Linked DNA regions of Homo sapiens: region 2 is linked to region 1. Evidence: chromatin loops called from intact Hi-C (ENCODE). Cell type or tissue: heart right ventricle. All regions are shown on one strand. Each heading gives the region's core, and the rest is flanking DNA. Links, peaks and the distances in the headings are about the cores only.

Region 1 (8,322 bases), core at 1,290-6,289:
TTCTCTTTTGATAATGTTACCACCCACCATATAGGAGTTTACTATTTTTAACTGGAAGAAGGCCCTTTCACCTTCCAGTTCAACATGAACTGAGATTAAATAAAACACAAAAGATTGCAAAACTAATGTGGGAACATGGGCTTATTATAACCTGAATCTTGAACAAAAATAGGCACATTTGAGGTCATCTTGAGACTTCGTCTTTCTTCAATAATTTTGACTTTATCTGGATAATACATTTTCTTGAGTTACTGCTTATCAGATGAAGCCACAACTCTATAGTTACCCAGCAATCTAGCAACCAGTATCACTAATACAAGAGTTTTGGCGCTGGTAACATACTCTGGCTCTTACCCAGGCCCATGACCTCATGGCCTGAAGAAATTTGGACCTGCCAGGTATATGAGATAGTTGTGCCCTGCTCGTATGCTCTCCACTCATATTTCTGCTCCAGCCATTGCTAGTGCAATCAGTTGCAAGTAGGTAGAATCTTATGGTATGACCCCTCTGTTGCACCAAACATCTCATGCTGCCACATGAGTCACTTGTGACAATGAGTTAAGCCATTTTGACATATAGCCAAATATGGAATTATGATGGAGTTAATACTTGTATTAGTCCATTCCCACACTGCTATAAAGACATAACTGAAACTGGGTAATTTATAAAGAAAAGAGGTTTAATTGGCTCAGGTTCTGTGGGTTATACAGGCTTCTACTTCAGGGGAGGCCTCAGGAAACTTATGATCATGGTGGAAGATGATGAAGAGGAACGCACTTCTTCACATGACCAGCAGTGGAGGGAGAGAGTGAAGAGGGAGGCGATACACACTTTCAAACAATCATATCTCCTGAGAACTCTATCATGAGAACAGCAAGCAGGGAGGCCGCACACGTGACTTAATCACTTCCCACCAGGCCCATCCTCCAACACTGCGGATCACAATTCAACATGAGATTTGGGTGGGGACACAGAGCCGAACCATGTCAATACTCTATGGGACAATTCTTGTCCAATGGGAGATTGGAGCCAGTGGATAAATCCAGCCCTCTCCTGTCCTTCATGTGGAAAAGTTCAAGGAGCATTCTACATGACTCATGGCTCAAAAGTTTGCAAGTAGGGTTTAGCTCAAGAGGTCTGTGCCAGTGACAATCCCAATAACACCTTTAAGATATTCTGTGCTTTCTTCCTTGTTTCATTTTACCTATTTTCCCATTCTTTTCTTTGGAATTACTTCCTCAGATAAACTAGGTGATGCAAGCCATTGCCTAAGATTCTAATTTTTGAGAAATCTTGACTAACATTCTGACCTAGAACTCATGGGAGAAAAAATAAAGATAGAATCTAGAAAAAAACCTAGAGAAAGGGATTTGATATGGCTAGAGTTTGCCTGGAGTGGAGGCCATTCTAGAAGTTCAGTAGATAGAGGGGTAAGCATTTTGGCTCTAATTGCAGTGAATTTGAAACCCTAGGATACCCCAATAGAATTGGTGGGTACTGAGACGATGTTTATAATTTGGGGTACCAATGAGTTAAGTCTTGAGGTCAGTTTTTAGCTAAAAGTCCAGCCAAGCATGATAATCATAGCACTGCAAAGAAGAGATGAATATTCACTAGAAGTTTTGCAGAGCCTCTTGCCTTCATATGCAGCAGGAGCTCTTATAGTCAAAAACATGGTAGAACTGCCAAGGATGCATGAAAACAGCTACAAAAATGAAGATAAAATAAACCACAATCATGTATACTCTGTAAAATCATAAAATGGCAGATAAAAATAATCAAGACAGAAAATAAAAGGACAAGTATAAATAGTGAGGTTTAACTTAAATTCCAATTCTACTTCATTCCCATTGTCTTGTAGAGATATCCACCACGATATATTAAAACATGACCCTTTTTCTCAAGGATCGTGTTCTGTGTCAGCCACTGAGGATATACGGATCTTCGGTCCAGGTTCCTGGGTGATTACTGCAAACTAGGAAAGATGCCCCAGCCTCAGCCAAGTGACCTGGGGATGAGGGCAATATGCCGGTGGGAAACCAGACTACTAAGCAAGACCAAGGCAGAAGACTGTTTGAGCAGATCTGGCAGCCATGCAGTTAGGGAGGCTGTGATACAGTGAGGGAAGCATTCACTCAAGGCAAATCAGATAATGGACTTACGGCAAAACAGAGTGTCATAGACTCCATAAGATGTTTGGGGAAAAAAAAGATGCTAAGACACGAGCTGCTGTGTCCAGGACTTCCCAGAACCAAGGTGATAACTGCAAAGGCAGGAAAGGGTAGCAGTGCCTGCAAGTCAACCAGACTTGCAGCTGTGCAGTCTGTGGTGTACAGCATGGGCACACTGGAAAGAAGTCTTTCCCATCCAGCGATATCGATTTCTTGGGCATTCGTTAAGAACTAGGGCAGTGGTTCTCATGCAGAGGAGATTTTGCCCCGGGGAGATGATTTTGGCCATGATTGAAAACATTTTTGGTTGCCAAAAATAGGGAAGTTGCCACAGATACGGGAGTTGCCACTGGCATCTATTGAATAGGGAACACAGATGCTGTCAAACACCCTATAGTTCCCATAACGAAGATTTATCAGAACCCAAAGGTCCGTAGCCCTTCAGCTAAGGAATCCTGGACTAGGGTGTTGTTTAAAAGCTTCTCAGGGATTCTCAACAGGAGAGAGAAAAGGAACTTCCTTGACATAAAGAGTTGGGGAAAAGTTATATCAGCTAAGCACCTGCCATGTGCCAGGTCTAGCACATGACTTTTCTTAAACCTCACAACCAAGGATAGACATTGTAACTCCATTTTACAAAACAGGAAATAGGACCTCAGAAAGAGAAATTACTACGCAATAAAAAGCTCAATTTAGCTGGGGTTTAAACTCAAATCTGTTAAAGGCGAAAGCGGAGACTAGTTTTTTTTTTCCAGTTTTAAAATGTAAATCGTTTTCATTGATTTTACAATTCTTAACAAGGCAGGAAAATGTCATTATGCTCATGACTAGCTTTAAGCATCAATAAGTTTAGTCTGATTTTACTAGATTTTTATAAATATAAACATTTTGCTATTAGAATTCTTATGTAATCATTAAGATTTTGTTTAACACAGAAATATTAGGCATAGCTTTATTGGGAAGTTGAGATTACAGGTTATTTTCATTAGTGTCTAAATTTTTCTGAACTTTGCAATTTTAAAAATGATTAGCATATGTTAAAATTATAAAGTTGCCAATTAGGTTTATTTTAATGTGATATAAATACACAATTATTTCAAGATACACAGTAAATTGCACAGAGGACATAGACTCATTTATTTGGGGATTATATAGATTTGTTGGCTGTGAAATCTAAAATCAGAGTCCATTTATTATCACATGTAATTATGTGTTACAAGAAGTGGACACAAATTTAAAAAGAAAAACAGGTATGCAATTTATATTTCCAGGGGGCTTTTAAAATATAGTTTTGCCTAAACTGATCAAAATATTTGAGGTGCCTTCTCCTCAAAACTGCCTGTGAAGTTTCTCTGGGTAACCCCACAGCTGACTCTAATTTCATTTTCTCCACAATTATTCTACCCATTATTGGGTGTAATATCCTCCACAACTCCACTCTCACAGCGACTTGCTAGAATTTCTGCATTGTTGTTAGCTGTCTCCCCCGAATTATAAGTCCTATAAGGCCAGGTTTTATGCTTATTCAACTATATATCCCCTTATCACCCAATGCAGCGTCTTGCACATAGTCGGAAGCCAATAGATTCTTGCTTAGATGAAATAATTCTAGCCCTGGGGCCAAGGTGCTAACATTGCCATGATCTCGGAGAAGGAAGTGGTGGGGTATTGCAAATAGCGTCTATGCTTAGCAGGCACATTTATACGTAGGGTTAGTGCCCTCTATTTTTAATTTACTTGATTATTCTACAATATCGACTTTTTTTTTTTCTTAAATAATTCTTTATTTACATCCAAACATCAAAAGTCATTCAAGTTGAAGCCCTTCCCACAAGCATTAAGTTCTGCTCACAAAATGTTCAGGAACATTAAAAATCTCTGACATGAAAAATGTGTTACATCACAAGATTTTAAGATGAACGAAGTAAATAAATATGTAGCTCTGCACTTGTGGAGCAGCGGTAGGCAGACCTGCGAGACGACTCTGGCCCAAAGCTTAAGGCTGCATCATCCGTCAGGTGTGGATGAGATCCATCGAAACAGTGAGCGACGCCTGCCATCTACAGGCCACAATGTGTATTGCCGCATAGGTGCCAGTAGACCTTGAATTTAAGAAGCCTTGGGGGATGATACTCAGCGATGTGATCTCGAAGAGACTGTCCTATGTTGAATTATCATTCAATGTAAAAATATAATCAAATAATTATAACCATTAATAGATAACAGGTGACACTTCCCTTCACACTTTCCTCTGTGTAATTCTTACTTTACAAAATTGAAAATGAAGAGCTTTGTGTGTCTTCCACTTTTATTATCATCATGGTGCTTTGTCCTCCTTCACTTTGTGATTATCTCTGTATACGTCTGCCTTCCCCAGGAGCCAACTAACTCACGCGGTGCAGGGGACCCATATAATTCATCTATGTATACGCTCTTGCCTAGAGCAGGGTTTGACACATGGCAGGTATTCTACAAAGATTTGATGCATGAGTGCTTAAGGGAATGAATAAATAAATGAATAAGTAAATCAATCAAAAACTAATTATTTTCGAGTCACCTTGTTCTAAATTACATATAAATTTATGGAGAAAAACTGTAGTCTAACATAGATATATATGTATGTATACATGTTGAGCACAGTGTCTGCCCCACAGCAGGTTCACAGTAAACATTATCTACATTAGACTATAATGTATGTGTGTGTACATATATCTAAGCATATGTGTTCAGTTGGTTGTTTTAAAACTTCTGCAATAAATCAAGAGATTAATATTTTTTATTAAAATCCTTAAATCTGTATGTTAAGGATCTTGTGAGTTCAGCTTCAGGTCCCCATCTATGTCATTTTATTAGGCAAAATGTTCTGAAAGATTCATTCCATTTAGAAAGTAAACATGACAGCAAGGCCACAGTTATTACTTCTCATTTATTTTGTTCTTTTGGAGATTGACCATCTAGCTTAAGTCAGACAAAATGAGAACCAAGAAAAAAAATGTTTAGATAAAATCATTGTAAGAGAGAGAATATAAAAGAAAGTGGAAAAGTAAGATTAATATTGTTTTGCCTAAGAGACCTAGTTTCTCTCCCAACCTCTCCCCCACCAACACAAACTTGAAGAAATTTTTTGGATGTTTAAACTTAATTATCTTTAAAAATAAGGAAGCAATGCTTATGGGGCACAGCTGTGTGGCAGGCACTGTGCTTGGCATTTCTGTGAATTTTCACATTTAATCTGCCCAACAGGTCCAGCCCTAGAAGACACTTATTGGCAGATCCCTTTTATGGACCATGAAACCGAGTCTCAGAGAGATTATTTCTGCAAGGTCACGCTGTGGAAGGTACAGGGTTGCACTGGAATGAGCTCACACTGGCTTATAGGAGGCAACTCTTCATTCAGTAATGTCATGTTGGCAGCTTGAAGTCAGCCACAGTAGAATTATTTACAGCATGTCAATGAGCAATTGCTGCAAAGAAGTCCCTGTGCCTGCCTGGTTGTTAAACATACGCCAGCACACCACTGGTTAAGATGCAAAGATAAAAGTTTAAGAATATTTGACTTTAAAAGGCATCTTCTTCTAATAAACCACACTACCCAAGAGTTAAGGGAAAGTCTAGGTAAGGTTTATATAGCAGTTCATAGTTTAAAAAAACAAGACTTTTATGCATGTATAGTCTCCCAAAAATGAACCAGCTTTGTATTTCTCTCTGTATTTTTTTTTTTGTCATTCTTCCCTCTTCCTCTCCTTCTTCATCACAGTTACTGCCATATACTGAAGTTCTGCTGTATCCTGCTAGGTGTTTGCCATGAACTACAATATTTATAACACTGAGAAAAATAAAGCATGAGTCAGGTAAGCACAAAGCCCAGAATTACAACCAGGAATATAGAAGAAAGGTTTTATCCCTCGTATCTGTTATATGAGTCTTTTGTAGGTTTTTGTTTGTTTGTTTTTGTCTTTTCATGTGTGTGTGTTTGCAGACCTAACCCCTCATGTTTCTTCTTCTGAAATGTTCCCTTTTTCTTCAATTCAATTTTTCAACAAATATATGAGCACAGAGTATGTGCCGCACACTGTTCCACGTGCTAGAGATGCAATAGTGAAATCAGGAGAGGTTTCTGTCCTTGGGAACATCCCTTCTTGGGTAGGGAGACAGGACACAAAGCAGGAGAGACAGGACAGCAAGGTACCTAGCAAGAGGGCTGGGGTTTGAGTTCTGGGCCCACCACTTCCTAACCATGTGACTGTGGACAAGTTACTTAACCTCTTTATGCCTCAATTTTCTGCCATATGCTAAAAGGGGATAGCAATAGTCTCTATGTCTTAAAGTTGCTGTGATAACTAAGTTTCATTACATTAAATAGTATCAGGCATATATAAATAGTAAATGCCAGTATTTATTAGTTACTACTTTTAAGGAAACAGCTTAATTATAGGCTATAACTAGAGTTATGAAGGAAACACACCAAATACTGAGATTGGGTTGAGAGTGGAATATTTTAGATGAAGTCATCAATAAAGTCCTTTACGGAGAATTGATAAAAAGGATGAGAAGGTATCCTTCCTGGCATTGCTGGAAGAAGATTTCTAGATTAAGGAAGTGAAACTGCAAAGCTCTGAAATGTTGAGATGTTTATTGCTGAAGGGAATGGTAGAGTTCAGTGTGCTTGGGGCACAGTGGAAGCAGGTGGAGCAGAACAAGATGAGGTTGAAGTGGAAGGAGGGGACCAAATCATGTGAGGTCTTAGAGGCCCCCTTATAGAGTTCTGTTCTCTTTTTAACTACTTAATACCCTTCTTTCCTTCCTTCCTTCCTTCCTTCCTTCCTTCCTTCCTTCTTTCCTCCCTTCCTCCCTTCCTGTTGTAATTTGCTATATGTCTAAGAAAAAATAGGCTAGCTTTTTTTTTTTTTTTAATTTGGAAACTTAGCGCTAATCTTCACTTTCATTGAGACCCTATTTTCCAGGGCAATTTTCAGAAAGTGACTTTTAGAGGTAATTTTCTGGGCAGCAGAGATTTTTCAATAACTTCTGTGGAATCCAGGATCCTGGGTCTCAAAGGTACAATTGCTGAGTATGGTGTCCACACCAAGTTGCTGTTATCCTGACCTTGTAAACACCATGCAGGTGCCTGTCTCGTTGGCTGTCTCAAACTGCCAGAGAAAGCGGCAATGACAGTTTGGTTTCACCCAGTCCCTTGAGTTATGAGTAATTTTGCTAGAGTCTTGTCATTTTCTGGCGGATTTCATGAATTTGTGCTGAATTTGCAAACAAAGGCAAAAGGCAAACAATGGTCTAAGCGGCTTTGAGATTGCCTCATTAAACTGCAGCCTGCCAGAAGCTTTCTGCTTATAGCAATGAACACATCTGAGCTCTACAATGATGTCACCGTCTAAAACTCTGTTCACATCTCTTTGAGGTGACAAAGTCCCATGTGCAACTAACTAAAAATAAATAAAGTGAAATAAATAAGAAAGAGTAAAGGGAAGAGCAGAAAACTGCTCTAGCAAAGAAGAATGCCCAAGTTATCAGGAAAGCTAATTTTCAGTGCTATTGCTGCCATATCAGCCTTGTCACCAATAATCAGTTTGCCTAAGTTTTTCAAGACTCAGTGTACCTCTATGGAACTGGAATACACTGACATGCTCTTTTTTTGAAGATTCCACTGAATTCCTCAGGTGTATACCCAGGGATGGGGTCATGTGGCACACTATACAAAATATTTTTTAATTTCAGAAACATGCATTTGTGGTATTTTGTAAAATCCCTTTGAAAAATGTCTTTTTCAGTTGTGCTATACTCAGTTAAGTATGACTGTATTGACCTTAACTTGCATTACTCAGAAGACACTTTACTAGGCATATAGGAATAGATCCACTGGTGATGAGCCTACTGCGTGGATGACACATCACAGAGCTCGCCTGGTTTAATTCTCAGAGCCACCATATAGGGAAGGCATCATTAGACCTTTTCCTTTTGTAAAACTTTTATTTTAAGTTTGGGGTATGTATTAGTCTGTTTTCATGCTGCTGATAAAGACATACCTGAGATTGGGTAATTCACACAGGTAAAAGGGTTTAATGGACTTAGAGTTCCACATGGCTGGGGAAGCCTCACAGTCATAGCAGAAGGCAAGGAGGAGCAAGTCACATCT
Region 2 (8,322 bases), core at 1,899-6,898, 450 kb before region 1:
CACACTGCTGTCTTCCAAGTTCGTTTGCTCTTGAAATGTCTTCTCTTTCTCATGTCTAAGAAACCTTTCTTCATTAAATTTGTGACTCCTTTCAAATATTACCTCATTGAGAAATCATTTTTTGACATTCTAGCTGGTTAGATGACTCTGCTTCTATAGTTTTATAGAACTATGCATACCAGATGGAAAGACATACAAACATGTCACAGTGTAAAGTTGCATGGGTTTTTTTTTTTTTGCTATTATCTAAATGTCTTATCTTTATATTATAAACAACAATCATGTTTGTATCTCCAATGCCAACTATAGTGACTGGCAAACAGCAGATGCTTAATACTTGTTGAAGAATGAAGGAATGAATTTCTGAGTGAAAGCAAGGTGATTTAATGCAGATATGGGGTAGACATCATCAAGAAAGTAAGAAACTTTGCTTACTGGCAAGCAATATCTATAGAAGGATGCTTGTGGTCAGGCATGGTGTTTCATGCCTGTAATCCCAGCACTTTGAGAGGCCAAGGTGGATGGATCACAAGGTCAGGAGATCGAGACATTCCTGGCCAACATGGTGAAATCCCGTCTCTACTAAAAATACAAAAATTAGATGGGAGCAGTGATGCACGCTTGTAATCCCAGCTACTTGGAAGGCTGAGTCAGGAGACTCGCTTGAACCCAGGAGGCAGAGGTTGCAGCGAGCCTAGATCGCACCACTGCACCGGAGCAGCCTGGTGACAGAGCAAAATTCTGTCAAAAAAAAAAAAAAAAAGAAGGATGCTTGTTTGCTCATTTATTTTGATTTGATTTGACTTGTTTTACTTTGTAATTTTAATAAGATATTTTAGGGCAAATAGAATGAGTTATAGAAAAAAGTAATACCAAGAAAGGGGAGAGGATAATTGCTGAATCAGGGACCCAAAGAAATTTTAAAAAGGATTTGAATCAATGATGAAATGAATGAGAATATTCATGAAAAATATAATGCAAAAAAAACCTCAGATCCAGCTCAAACTTTACCTCTTCCATTTAGATGGAATCTTTGTCATAGCCTTTATTATTTTTGTCTCAACTCATCAAATTTGTTTACTTGCACGTCCATCCTAACTATTGAAGTAAGAGATATTTTAGAGGGAAAAGGTGTTTTGTTCACCTTGGTGCTTTTAGAACAATGTCTGGCATCTTAAAGGACGACCAATATTAACATTGAATAAGTGATAAGTAATGAAGGTGTCAGAGGCGTTTGAACCAGAGTGACTCCATTTTGAGTGAGGGCTAGGAAAATGAGGCTGAGACTTTCTGGGCTGCATTCCCAGGAAATTAGGCATTCCTAGACTCTAGATATTTATGGTTAAGGGAACAAATTAATAATTTGACTAAAACAGACCCAGACTTGGGAGTGTCCAGATATCCCAATATCTGGAGAACAAAGGCTTTCCTAATTTTGCTTTAAAAATAATATCAGTTCTTGCAAAATACAGTAATTAAGAAAAATAATCTTGTAACACAAACTTTTGTAGCAGAGCACATCTCCCCAAGATCTATTTTTATCATATACACACACACAAGCATTGTACTTAGGGCAGACACGTTCCTCCTCTTACCTTCAGGAACATGCTATTCTGTCTATGGAGTAGTCATCCTTTCACCACTTTACTTTCTTAATCAACTTGCTTTTACTTTGTATTGCAGACTTGCCCTGAATTCTTTCTTGAGAGAGATCCAAGAACCCTCTCTTGGGGTCTGGATCAGGACCCCTTTCTAGGAACAAAGGGGCTGGTGTTCATTATCATATTAAGGCTGGAATGCAATAAGATTCAAAGTTGCATTGTATATTTAATGAATAGGTAAATTTGTTTCTAGAAATGTTAATCTTGAACTAAAATTTAATGAACACTTACTTGTCCCAAGTACTTATATGACTAACCACCTAAAAGTGTGCATGTACGTTAAACACTTTATTTCATAGCTGTACAAGTCCAGTCTCACACTGCTATAAGAATGCAACCTGAGACTGGGTAATTTATGAAGAAGGTTTAATTAACTCACAGTTCCACCTGGCTGGAGAGGCCACAGAAAATTTACAACCATGGTGGAAGGCAAAGGGGAGGCAAGGCTTGTCTTACGTGGCAGTAGGAGAGAGAGAGAGAATACAAGGGAAATTACCACTTTTAAACCATCAGATCTCATGAGAACACCCTCAGTATCATTAGAACATCATGGAGGAAACCACCACCATGATCCAATTGCTTCCCACCAGGTCCCTCCCTCAACACGTGGGGATTATAATTCCAGATGAGATTTGGGTGGGAACATAGAGCCAAACCATATCAGTAGCAGCTTAGATAGATCAAACAATTTAGGCTGGCTTTGATTCTGGGTATTTCTTGATCCCATGCTCTTCTCATTCTGTATGGATTCATTATTCCAGATAGGTTATGCTTATGCTGTGGTAACCAACGTAACACATACAAGTTTGTTTTCCACCCATTATAAGTCCAGTGTGGATTGAGCCACCCTCTATGGCAGCTATGTCTAGAGAGATGACTCACATAGGCATGCTACTTCCATCTTGTGATCCCATCCTGGCACACAGCCTCTGGTCAGCCAATCCCCAAAGTGAGGAAAGGAGAAGATAGAATGGTGAGGGGTTTTTCCCTGCCTCATCCCAGATTGGTGCAGATCACTTCCACTCACATTGTGTTATCCAAAAATGTCCTATAACTCTACCTAACCACAAAGAGTTGGTTCAGTTTATTTTGTGTGACTAGATGGAAATGACAACAAATAAAACTTGGTAAATCCACATCACATCCAATATAATACTAAGGTAAGAGACTTGGCTTTATGGGAATAGAGACACTGTTGGTAGGCCAGGCAGTTAATTAAACAAATATTTACTGCATCCCTACTGTGTGTCAGGCTGTTTCATTTGCTGAATATACAGCAGTGAATGAAACATAGAAGTTCCCCCACAGTCATGGAATTTCCACTCAAGAAGGAGAAGCAAACAAACAAACACAAACCCCAAAATGCAATCATTTTAAAAATTAAAGAAGTACAGGTAGGCGTTTGTACAGAATTATCATAGCATTATGTGACAGAAAGTTTCTCAGTAGCTAATTTAGTGTAGGTAGTCGGCAAACATCTTTGTGAGGAGGTGATATGTAAACAGAAATCTGAATGACGTGAAGGAGCAGCTACATAACGTTAGGAAGAGAGACATTCTAGACTGAGCAGAGTTATCTCAAAGACTGCTACAGAAATAAACTCTTGGTGGCAGCAAAACAGAAAGTAGGTCATAGTGGATAGAGCAGAATGAGAGAGAGAAGAATCATAGTATTAAATGTTGTTGTAGGAATAGGGAGAGATCAGCACTTGCATATTTTGAAGGAAAAACAAAGAGTTTTGAGTACAATGAGAAACCACTGGAGAATAGTAAGCAGTAGAGTGACACAATATGATTTATGTTGATTACTGGCACAGGTCAGTCTTCCAAACCTTATACATTCCTGAACCCTGAAAATAGAAGCTGAAGTGATAGACATCTGTGTGAGAGCCAAAGGCAATATCATAGTTGAAAGGTGCTAAGCCCCACTTGCTTTCAATGGGACTGTCAGAGAGAAATGTGCTGTTACTGAAAAATGCCAGAGTTGGCAAAATCTAGATTTGCATGAAAAGCTAAAAAAAAAAAAAAAAAGAAAAGAAAAAGAAAAAGAAAAAAACTGCAGGTGTGTAAAACGCTACTCTAGAATTAGGAAACTCAAGTGACTTAAGCTGGCAATTAAACTGGTGGCACACAGCCAGCCACCCGTCTGGTATACGGAGTCTCAGAATGCTTTTACACGGATGCTAGATTGAGTTGAAGTAAGCCAAGGTCGTGTGGATGCTTGATGCTGTGCTGGCCCAGTGTTGGAACAAGATGGAGAGCGGAAGGAGAAGTGGGAGGCATTGTGGGGAGACATGTTTATGATGTGCAGAAATGGCCACATTAGCCAGCAGAGGCGGATGGAAAATTCTTCTTCAGTTGAGCTGTCAGAACTGCTTCAGGAAAATAGCTATCACTGCAGATTATTTCATATGTAGATGTATGCAATGATGTAACAAGGAAAGTGGTTTTAGGGCATATATTTCAAACCTTGTTTTCTAGAGCCTTCAGGTTCAAAGAAAATACCTTCAGGAGCCACCACCATAGTCCTGGAGAGTAAGGAAAAGAAGTGGCATTCTAATACACAGGGGCTCTGTTCTAATTCATCCAAGGCTGTTCTTTATATTTTATGTATCAATAACATTGGAGTTGTAGGTGAACATTTATTTGGAAGAAATATTCCTACTGAAAAAGGCATATTTTCAACGTAACAAGAGCACAGTATTGAGAGGAATAAGGTTGAAACCATATAAATCACATACATCTGGTAGTATTTTATGCTACTTTATTTAATTCTCACATTTTATAGATGGCTACTCTAAACCTCAATTGACATTTGGGAAAATTGACAATGAAGAAGTTTAAATTCCTTGTTCAAGGTCACATAGCCATTAAATGGTAAAGATGAGACTCAAACTTGGATTTCTGATCCCAAGGGCCACACTTTCTTTTACTGTTACCCCATTAAGTCATGCATGATGGACCCACATCCACCATTCACTGACTTGTGATCTCTAGTAGGTACCATCTTCCCAGAATCTCATTTTTATCATTTATTAAAGAACAACAGAGCACTTAATGAAACCAACCTCATTATTTTGAGGTTCAAGTGATATAATATGCTTATGAGAAGAAACTAGCATGAGCTAAGTGCTAGACACTTTTACAGACGTTGGCTTATGTAATCATCCCAGAAATACAATGAGGGGACTGATGATGTCCTACTTTACAGATAAGGATATCAAGTCTAAGCCTAAACAGCCAGAAGTAGAGGGGGCTGCTGACATTTCAATGTGAGTCTCAGTCCATTCATGTGAACAGGGCTTCACCTAACTTTTATGGTGACTGAGTGAGAAATAAAAAAGGAAACCGATTTATCATACATTTAAAGAGTTGAACATCATAAACTAATAAACACATATATAATAAATTAATATATAACTTCTATATTGATAAATATACCTTCAAGCCAAAAACGTGTATAGCTTTTAGGTGACTGAAAGTCAAAGTCAGTCCAAAAATATCAAAAAAGACCAAATTTATTATTATTGTGCATGTCTGGGTGTTGTACTTATAAAAGAATGATGATTGGATGATTAGAGACAATATACACTTAATACATTACTATGTATTTACTTCATGATTTACCTTCATTTCATCAGCATTGCCATATTTTATAGTCAATATTTTTATATATATATTTTATATTTATAACTGTCCAGCTGACCAAAAATAAAATGTAAATGTACTCAGAGATTAGTAAATGTTAATATTTTATCCAAAATGTAAATTTCAACATATGTAAAATATAAACACTAGAATTATTCTATATCTATTCTCAATCACGATATTTTTCTTCACAAATATTCAAAACTGACAAACATCATAAAAGCTAAAATGCAAGTTTAATAATAAATATTAATTTCATATCAAAATTATTTTAGATCATCTTAAAATGCATTTTTATTAAATATTCTTATAAAATATAACTTCCTAATTTTCACATTCAATGTGTATCTACTCGCCAAATTAAGGAATCAATATCACACTTCATGCATGCTATGTCTAGACCAACAAGTATATAAATGTAAGAGTCATATGAATTATTGTAAATTACAGAATGTTCCTTAGTTGCTATGTATGACTACCATACGCAAGTAGCATGCTAATTAGTCAGTATGTCCATAGCAGGAATTGGAACATTACTCAAAGAGAAGATGGACACTAGCTCAACTGAAAAAAATGACACTTAAGTTATGTAAGAATATATTGTGTTCATGTTGAAGATTTGATCTGTGCGATTATTAATTTTATGTGTAAATCCCTGGACCCTTGAGTGTGCCAGGAAATGCCTAGATATCTGCTTAAATATTATTTCTGGTTATGTCTATACAGGGGTTTTCAGAAGAAACTGGCATTTGAATCACTGAACAGAGAAAGCAGATGGCCCTCCTTAATTTGAGTGGGCCTCATCCAATTCATCTAGGGCCTGCACAGAGCAAAAAGGTAGAGGAGGGTTGAATTTGCACTTGGTTTGACTGTTTGAGCCTTGATGCCCATCTTCTCCTGCCCTTGAACTGGAACTTACTACCAGCATGCCTGGTTCTTAGGGCTTGGACTGGTATTTACACCACAACCTTCCCTGAGTCTCCAGCTTGCAGACAGCAAGCAGATCATACAACTCCTTAGGCTCCACAGTCGTGTGAGATAAGTCCTTATACTATCTCTTTCTGTAAAAAAAAAAAAATATATATATATATATATATATATATATATACACACACACACATTTATATATATGTGCATATATATATATATATATATATATCCTATTTGTTCTGTTTCCTTGCAGAACCCTAATATAATTCATTAATTAATTTGTTCTCTTTTACCTGTACACTTCTGAAGCTGTATAACAGAAGAGGCATAACGCATGCAACTTTGACTTTTTGATGCAGTGTGTTATTTTTTGTTTGTTTATTTTTTACATATCTTGGGCCATTTGCTTGTTTTTGAGTATGCAAATGTAGAGATCCTCTCCTTGGGCTTTGCAGTGTTAATCCGAAGAGTGAATGTTTGACAATTAGAGTTACTGCTCCCACCAGGCCGGCCCTGAAAGCTGGACTGCAGGTGATTGAGGTGCTTACATATTATTGTTTGTGTGTATGTGTTTACCTATTTTTGTGATATGACTATATCTAAATCATGAATGTCCATCTAAACTCAAGTCAACAATTTTTTTTCTGTAAAGGGCCTAATAGTACATATATATGTATGTATGTGTGTATATATATATATATTTTGCTGTTGTAGTGCAATATTAGCCATAGACAGCATGTAGACAAATGAAGTAAGCATGGCCTTATTTGAATCATAGAAGGCCAAACTTGGCCCATGGGCTGTAATTCATTGACCTCTGCACTGAAGCATGGGATCCTAAAAGGAATTCTCCTTCCTAAGTTTAAGCAGGTTACTGCATGCAGATGTGCCTTGTAAACAAAACAGAAATTCATAAGCTGTTTAATTAAATAACTGGTTGGAATGATCTTTATTTTATTATTTTGCTGTTTGAGAACCGTGCTCAGTGACAAACTCAATTCACATAATCACCTTTTATCAGATAGCCAACTTGGTCAAGATTTGAACATATTGGGCTTATCATTAACAGTAAATTTCTATGAATATTAGGTGACCAGATATTCTCAAACTCTGCTACGGTGGTCTTCATTTCTTTCTTTTTGCTTGGTTTATCTATATTTGGGGTCAGAAGAACTACTGACTTTGGGCTGGCCCAGTTATCTTAGAACATTGATAACGACAATATCAAAACTATGACCAATAATAACAGTTCAACAACAAATGACCAAGAAGTACTAACAGTTAGCCAGACATTATTCTAACAGCTTTCCCTATGATAACTCATGTACTGAGACAAACTGCAGTTCTTAATTTTTAGTGAATATTTATAATCCATATATTCTTAAGAGCCAGCTCTGTGGAATAAGGGGCCTCATGGAGACTAAAGACCAGGTTCCAATTTATCCATTTGATACTTCTCAGCTACATAGACTCTCTGATTCCTTGCCTGTATCAAAGGGAAAAACTTTAATGCTGTACTGAGTAAAAAATGAGGAAAGGTTTGTAAAACACAGTTTTAGAAAAGTGTGAGTGGGGGCCAGTTGTGGTGGCTCACACCTGTAATCCCAGCACTTTGGGATGCTGAGTAGGGGGGATCACTTGAGGTCACGACTTCGAGACCAGTCTGTCCAGCATGGTGAAACCTCATCTCTACTAAAAATACAAAAATTAGCCAGGAGTAGTGGCTCATTCCTGTAATACCAGATACTCGGGAGGCTGAGGCAGGAGAATCACTTAAATGTGGTGGCAAGGTGGAGGTTGCAGATCACACAACTGCACACTGGGCGACAGAGAAGAGAGAAAAGAAAGAAACAAAAAGAAAGAAAAGAAAGGAAAAGAAAAGAAAGAAAAAGGAAAGAAAGGAAGGAAAAGAAAGAAAAAGAAAAGAAAGAAGGAGGAAAGAAGGGAAGGAAAGAAGGGAAGGAAGGAAGGAAGGAAGGAAGGACGTCATGACTGTTATCCCAGTTCCAATACTTTAGGAGGCTGAGGCAGGTGGATCACTTGAACACAGGAGTTCAAGACCAGCCTTGGCAACACAGAGAGGC

The links. A loop is a pair of places that touch in the nucleus more often than their neighbours do. Peaks named below come from ENCODE experiments on the same cell type or tissue, not always from the same donor. Only the 100,000 strongest peaks of a DNase experiment are listed, where the experiment ranks them.
Region 2: a loop joins it to region 1, with 15 times the contacts of the local background. A loop is called at or near these places in 5 of 110 quality-filtered maps.

Annotation. Positions count from the first base shown.
Region 1 is chr4:12,629,025-12,637,346 of GRCh38, forward strand. No RefSeq gene overlaps it. Among named protein-coding and RNA genes, the nearest start is that of LINC02270, 410 kb to the left of the region's middle. RefSeq lists an enhancer at 4,280-4,339. In heart right ventricle, for the core only: a CTCF peak has its summit at 4,243 (motif pointing left); a DNase peak (open chromatin) is centred at 4,217.
Region 2 is chr4:12,175,559-12,183,880 of GRCh38, forward strand. No RefSeq gene overlaps it. Among named protein-coding and RNA genes, the nearest start is that of LINC02270, 44 kb to the right of the region's middle. In heart right ventricle, for the core only: no CTCF peak of the experiment used is centred there; a DNase peak (open chromatin) is centred at 3,811.